Linked DNA regions of Homo sapiens: region 1 is linked to region 2. The links are chromatin contacts, found by Hi-C or POLR2A ChIA-PET in ENCODE. All regions are on one chromosome and are shown on one strand. The core of a region is the stretch at or near the end of the contact, and the rest is flanking DNA. Distances in the headings are between cores, read along the strand shown. Region 1 overlaps TMEM131L (transmembrane 131 like). Region 2 has its middle 41 kb from the start of TLR2.

Region 1 (3,161 bases), core at 602-3,101, 160 kb after region 2:
GAATGGCCCACCAAGACCTGCTTCAGCCTGGGAATCAACTCGTATTCATTTGCTAAATTAAACTGATAATGAAACAAGTTTAAGATACTCACATACAGAGACACACCACAGCACACACAGCCTGGCACCAGTTACATTAGTCGCTTTTTTCTGAATTCTGACACAAGGAACGAGGTTTGATTTCATGGTTTTGCCTATTTGCTCATTATTAAATCTGCCCACTTATTTTCCGCAAGAAAAAAAAAAAATTGGGCCAGGCGCAGTGGCTCACACCTGTAATTTCAGCACTTTGGGAGGCCAAGGTGGGTGGACCATGAGGTCAGGAGTTTGAGACCAGCCTGACCAACATGGTGAAACCCCGTCTCTACTAAAAATACAAAAATTAGCCGGGCATGGTGGTACATGCCTGTAACCCCAGCTACTCAGGGGGCCGAGGCAGGAGAATCGCTTGAACCTGGAAGGCAGAGGTTGCAGTGAACTGAGATCGTACCACCGCACTCCAGCCTGAGTGAGAGAGTGAGACTCTGTCTCAAGAAAAAAATACTTCTCCCCAGTGCTCACAATCTTGTGAAAATAAAGAATTTTCCTTGGACGTGCTCCTACAGATACACAAAGAAATAATTCAGAAATAAAATCCATTCAACCAAAAGGCCAGGTTCAATGAGCTGGGAAGAAACTGCGTGGGTTTTGCAGCTGCGGCTGGAGCCCAGGAGTCCAAAGCTGCCGTAGACTGGTCTGTGCAGCTCTCAGGAAGGAAGCTTCACAGTGGATCGCTTCACACATCACCAGCCCAATACCAAAAAGGCGTTTCTCAGGAGCCCTGGTGTTGGGGGAGGGCAAGGAAAACAAGTGAGGGACATTCACAAGGGCTCACAGACGAGTCTCGCTGGGGACTATGTGTTATGGGTTAAACTGTGTCTCCACCAACCCCAACATGATATGTCAAAGTCCTAACCCCAGTACCTCAGAATGTGACCTGACTTGGAAACAGGGTTGGTGCAGATGCAATTAGTCCAGATGAGGCTGGACTGGAGTAGGGTGGGCCCCTGCTTCAATATAACTGGTGTCCTTATACGACAGCCACGTGAAAGCACGGAGACACCCAGGGAGAGCGCTGTGCGACAAGAGACTGGAGTGCCGCAGCTGCAAGCCAAGAAACCCCACAGGCTGCCGGCGAGCCCGCAGAAGCTAGGAAAAGGCGAGGGCGGACTCCCCGAGGGTTTCAGAGGCAGCGTGGCCCTGCCGGCTTGACAGAGGACTTCCAGCCACCGGACTGTGAGGAGAGAATACAATTCTGTTGTTCTAAAGCCGCGCAGTTTGTGGCACTTCGTTAGACAGCCCTGGGAAATTAATACACCACACTTGAACTTGAGTTGCTTCCTGTTGCCCTACTCCATCCAGCCCCCTCAGCTGGCAAATGCTCCCACTCCACCACAACAGAGCCGCAGGGAATCCCCGGGTTGCTGTGTGGCTGGGGAGGCCCTTCTCCCCTGTAAGTGGCACACAACAGGCTGGGCTATCCCAGGCCCAGGCCCTTGTCCCAATTTTGTTCCTTCTCTCCAAGTTCCCGGCTGCCTCCTCTGGGCCCTGCCCTCACCAGGGCCCGGTCCCCACTCCTCCCACAGGCAGCCCTGGCCCTCCAGCTGCAGGACGGGGTGTGGAAGTCCCCTTGGGGTGGGCAGTGCCCCGTGCTGCTTCCGCCCACCCCAGTTTCTCACAGAATTTTTAGAACACTTCTTTCAGTTTTGCCTTAAGTAATATCCTTCCTCATGCCCCAACAACCCCACTCACACTGGTGCACTCACGCACCCTCATTCTCTCTTACACACAACTCAGCCACAGGCCCACAGGGTCTCTCTCTCTCACACAAAACTCAGCCACAAACCCACAACGGTCTCGGTCTCTCTCTCACACACACACACGCACACAAAACTCAGCCACAGGCTCACCAGGGTCTCTCTCAACATGCACACATACACACACACACCCCTCAGTCATAGGCTCACAAGAGTCTCTCTTGTCTCTCATACATACACAAACACACACAACCAGCCACAGGCCCACAAAGGTCTCTCTCTTTGTCCCTGTCTGCTCTCTCGCACTCACAAACACACATCTCAGCCACAGGCCCACCAGAGTCTGTCTGTCTCTTTGTCTCTCTCACTCTCTCTCACACACATACACCTCAGCCACAGGCCCACAAGGGTCTCTCTCCTTGTCCCTGGCTCCTCTCTCTCGCACACTCCCACACACACACATACAGCTCAGCCACAGGCCCACGAGGGTGTCTCTCTCTCTCTCTCTCTCACACACACACACACACACACACACACGCCTGTGCAGCTCCACAGGGGCCTGGGCCAGGAGACAGATCTGAATACACATACCACCCTGTGCTGTGAGTGGCCACTCCCATCCAACAACTGAGACTTTCTGTTACTGGGCCAAGGTTTTCTGCCAAACTTACTTCCCTTATAATGAATGAATTCTCCCTCAGAAGGTTCCTCAGTCCTCCCCTGGAAGCTGACCTGCAATGGCCTAACCCACCTATTTACCAGGCATGCCAGGACATATGAGACCCTGATAGGTGGACACCAAAGCTCAGCCTGGAACCCCACCCCCATGTGCATCATTGCAGCAGAACTTCTTCGGACACACTCGATCCACCAGCTAACACTCCATACCCTATGAAGAGAATACGTACGGATTCTAGGTTTGATAAAATCCTGGGCCAGTGGTGGTAAGTCAGGCTGAAAAGCAACCATCTCCCAATTTCCACCCACTGTTTTACCTACAAGACTATTTCTACCTCTCATTATTTAATCCTCCACAAAAAGTATATTTTGTAACATGGTCCCTGAGCTGCCTCACCCTGGGCCAATGGTTTTCAAACTTGAGCGTGCATCAGAGCCACCTGGAGGGCTTGTTAAAACAGATCTCTGGGCTCCTCCCCTAGAGCTTCTGATTCACACCAGGTCTGGGGTGGGGTCTGAGAACCGGCCAGTCTAGCGAGTTCCCAAGCGATGCTGATTTAGGTCCCTGGACCAGGCTTCGAGAAACACTGCCCTAGACCGCTCATTTCTCGCTGAGCTCAGGTGGCCCAGCATAGCACTCAGCATAGCACACACTGCTGTCGGCCTTCCCACTGCCCATTCCCTTCC
Region 2 (3,230 bases), core at 75-2,574:
AGAAAAACAAAAAATCAAAGGAGGTTGGGCACATAGCTCAAGCCTGTAATCCCAGCACTTTGGGAGGCCAAGGCAGGAGAATCACTCGAGCCCAGGAGTTCAAGACCAACCTAGGCAACAAAGTGAGACCCCATGTCTCTACAGTAAGAATACAAAAATTAGCCGAGTATGGTGGTGCATGCCTGTAGTCCTAGCTACTCAGAGGCTGAGGTGGGAAGATCACTTGAGCCCAGGAATTTGAGACCAGCCTAGGCAATATAGTAAGACTCTGTCTCTATAAGAAATAAGGAATTAGCTGGGTGTGGTGGCACATTCTTGTGATCCCAGCTACTTGGGAGGCTGAGGTGGGAGGATTACTCGAGCCCTGGAGGTTGAGTCTGCAGTGAGCCAAAATTGTGCTGCTGCACTCCAGCCTAGGCAACAGAGTGAGACCCTGTCCTTTAAAAAAAAAAAAAGCTGGGCTGAGGGGGCCCACCAAAGGGGTAAGGAAAAACTTATAGATGAAGGCCTCACAAGACTTAATACATAGACAGCATCACTGTGCATTATCTCAGACTTTTTCACAAGGTATTCAATCCTGCCTGTCATTCTTTATATTCAGGAAATACTAAAGTAAGAAAAGTGATTTTTTCTTTTCTTTTCTTTTTTTTTTGAGATGGAGTCTCACTCTGTCACCCAAGCTGGAGTGCAATGGCGCAATCTTGGCCAACTGCAACCTCTGCCTTCCGGGTTGAAGCAATTCTCCTGCTTCAGCTTCCCGAGTAGCTGGGATTACAGGCATGCACCACCACAGCCAGCTAAGTTTTGTATTTTAGTACAGACGAGGTTTCACTATGTTGTCCAGGAGGGTCTCAAACTCCTGACCTCAAGTGATCTGCCCGCCTTAGCCTCCCAAAGTGCTGGAATTACAAGCGTGAGCCACCATGCCTGGTCGATTAACTTTTAATAGACCATGCATTTAGGTTAATTATTTCTCTGGTTAAAAGCACTCCACAAAAATAGAGTTAGAAATAAATTTTAAAAGGAGGTGTATTTCTTTTTCTTGTTTGATAATATTTTATTGATTATAATGTTTTCTTGGTTTTTGCTTGTCTTTTATATAGAATAAACAGTTTAGCTTGGACTTGTGTAATAACATAATAAAATGTAAAAATTGACGCTATTAAAGGACTTAAACAATAAAATGATGGAAAGTAGTAGGTAGATTCTGCATGATAAGAAGCATATCCACAGCTCTGAATAGCTGAGCAAGTCTACAGGACTTTTCCTATGTTCATATTAATCACTAGGGGGCAACATAGACTATACCTTTAATAATCACATATCACAGTCAGATTGCGGATACAGGAAGTGAAAGCAGAGACATGAGTGGCAGAAGTCAGGAAGATAAAAGCTGCAACTAAAATCATCAGTTAATTTTGTGAACTGCATGAAACCATCAGTAACCAGTTATTTTAGTAGGATAACCTACTGAGTGAAGTCTTAGGAGCTTTCTCTTTTTATTTTTTATTTATATTTTTTTGTAGAGACAAAGTCTCCCTATGTTGCCCAGGCTGGTCTCCAACTCCTGGCCTCAAGCAATCCTCCCACCTCACCCTCTCAAGTAAAAGATTTTTCTTTTAATTTTTGAAGGAAATCAAGTAGACATGATCATTGTGCTCTGAAAGTCATGCACAGAATCATGTAGCGCATTAAAAAGTCATGAAAAATGGAATCCTTTTTTTTTTTTATCAAGCATACCTATCAATTACACATCAGTACAATCACTTTTTTTCTGTCCAGAGTGCCCAATCAATGTATCAATGTGGCCTTGTTTTAGTTTCCTTTTTTTTTTTTTTTTTTTTTTTAAAGAGATAGGGTCTCACTTTGTTGCCCAGACTGGTCTCAAACTCCTGGCCTCAAGTTATCCTCCCACCATGGCCTCCCAAATCACTGGAATTATAGGTGTGAGCTACCGCACAGCCAGTTTTGTTCTTTACATTGTATAATATACATGACATGAGTCATGTCATCCTTGCTCAGCTTCAAAAAACATGAAGGAAGCTTCCAAATGGGGAAAGAGCCAGTAATGGAGGGAAAATAAAACACCACCTTAGGAATTGTGTTTTTGATTTTCATACTTACTAGTAATTTTTTAAATATGTTTATATCTACCCAATGTTTTGGTTGTATGTGTTTTAATTATTAAATGCTATAAATCTATTTTGGGAGAAAGTTAGTTACAATAATGAATGCATTTAAAAAAACACTAATACCTAATTGTTGTGCATATCTTTTGCTATTTTCCTTAGAAGTTACTTCCTGGAAGTTCTTAAGGTGCATGACATATATGGCCAACCAATTTATAATCCCATCCCACAATGTATAAAAGTGCCTGCCTCACTTGCCCCCACCAGTACTGAGGCCCAATTTTATATTTTTCCTGTTGTTTCATGTTCTTTCATTTAAATTGACCATAGCAATTTTATGGAACAATAATGTTACCGAAACACCAGTTCAGTCTAGGCCCCATTGCTCACCAGAGAGGCAATCGCTAAGATGACAAGCGTTGCCAGGGAAGAAGCCTTTATTGCATTACGGGTGATGTCAGCCGAAGAAACAGAAGCCAAACCTCCAATCCGTTCCTTCCCCAAGCCTAAAGTTAAGGATTTATATAGCAAGGAAGGAAAACAGGCGGGGCAAGGGAGCAGACAGTTGAATGAGGAGTCTAGTGTCTCATTGTAACCACTGTGGGGAAATGGGAATTAGAGAGGGGTAAGGAAGAGGAGTCGGTCAGCAGGTAGCAGTGCGTTTCACTGTAAGTTCTCAAGCTTCAGTTCTATGGGCACCCCGCTTGTGGGAAAATTTGGTCAGTTTCAATAAGAGTAGTCAATTAGGGGTGCTATGTGCCAAACACCATCCAAACGCTAATTCATTAAACTTCACAACTGCATGAGGTATGTTGCTATTATCATCCCCGTTTTACAGAAGAGGAAACTGAGGCACGGAGAGGTTAAGTATGTGGTGAAGCTGGAGTTAGAATCCAGGCAGCCTGGCCCCAAAGAATATGCTGTTTAATGGAGCCTCTACTAAAATGGAAAGTTCTAGAAACCAGCAGTGGTTTTTCTCCCCGCCTCCTTTATTACTCAGGTGGTTCTCATTTCCCCCAGCATGAGCATAATCCAGTGTGTAATAATCATCACGTGGATGTCTATACATGGTGACTGGTGTGTGAAAGTTCACATTGTAAG

What was found. A loop is a pair of places that touch in the nucleus more often than their neighbours do. ChIA-PET counts read pairs that join two places held with the same protein, here RNA polymerase II (POLR2A). Pooled maps may share reads with other maps.
Region 1: a map of GM12878 shows a loop between it and region 2 (3-fold over the local background). The contact joins two enhancer-like sites. A Hi-C loop is called at or near these places in 1 of 168 maps with a recorded cell type or tissue (GM12878), 1 of 37 single-sample maps with no recorded cell type and 10 of 50 pooled maps. POLR2A ChIA-PET finds 5 or more read pairs at or near these places in 3 of 52 experiments (activated CD4-positive, alpha-beta T cell, activated CD8-positive, alpha-beta memory T cell and activated T-cell).

Annotation. Positions count from the first base shown.
Region 1 is chr4:153,486,866-153,490,026 of GRCh38, reverse strand. The region is part of intron 3 of TMEM131L (transmembrane 131 like); the gene reads right to left. Among named protein-coding and RNA genes, the nearest start is that of TMEM131L, 22 kb to the right of the region's middle. RefSeq lists enhancers at 1,225-1,434, 1,585-1,754, 1,935-2,004, 2,105-2,224, 2,375-2,424 and 2 more. Within about 2 kb of position 1,851, at least 28 of the 41 ENCODE cell types and tissues checked have a DNase peak (open chromatin) inside an H3K27ac peak, as active enhancers do.
Region 2 is chr4:153,641,670-153,644,899 of GRCh38, reverse strand. It overlaps the pseudogene LOC100419170. Among named protein-coding and RNA genes, the nearest start is that of TLR2, 41 kb to the left of the region's middle. RefSeq lists a silencer at 1,216-1,285. Within about 2 kb of position 1,324, at least 2 of the 41 ENCODE cell types and tissues checked have a DNase peak (open chromatin) inside an H3K27ac peak, as active enhancers do.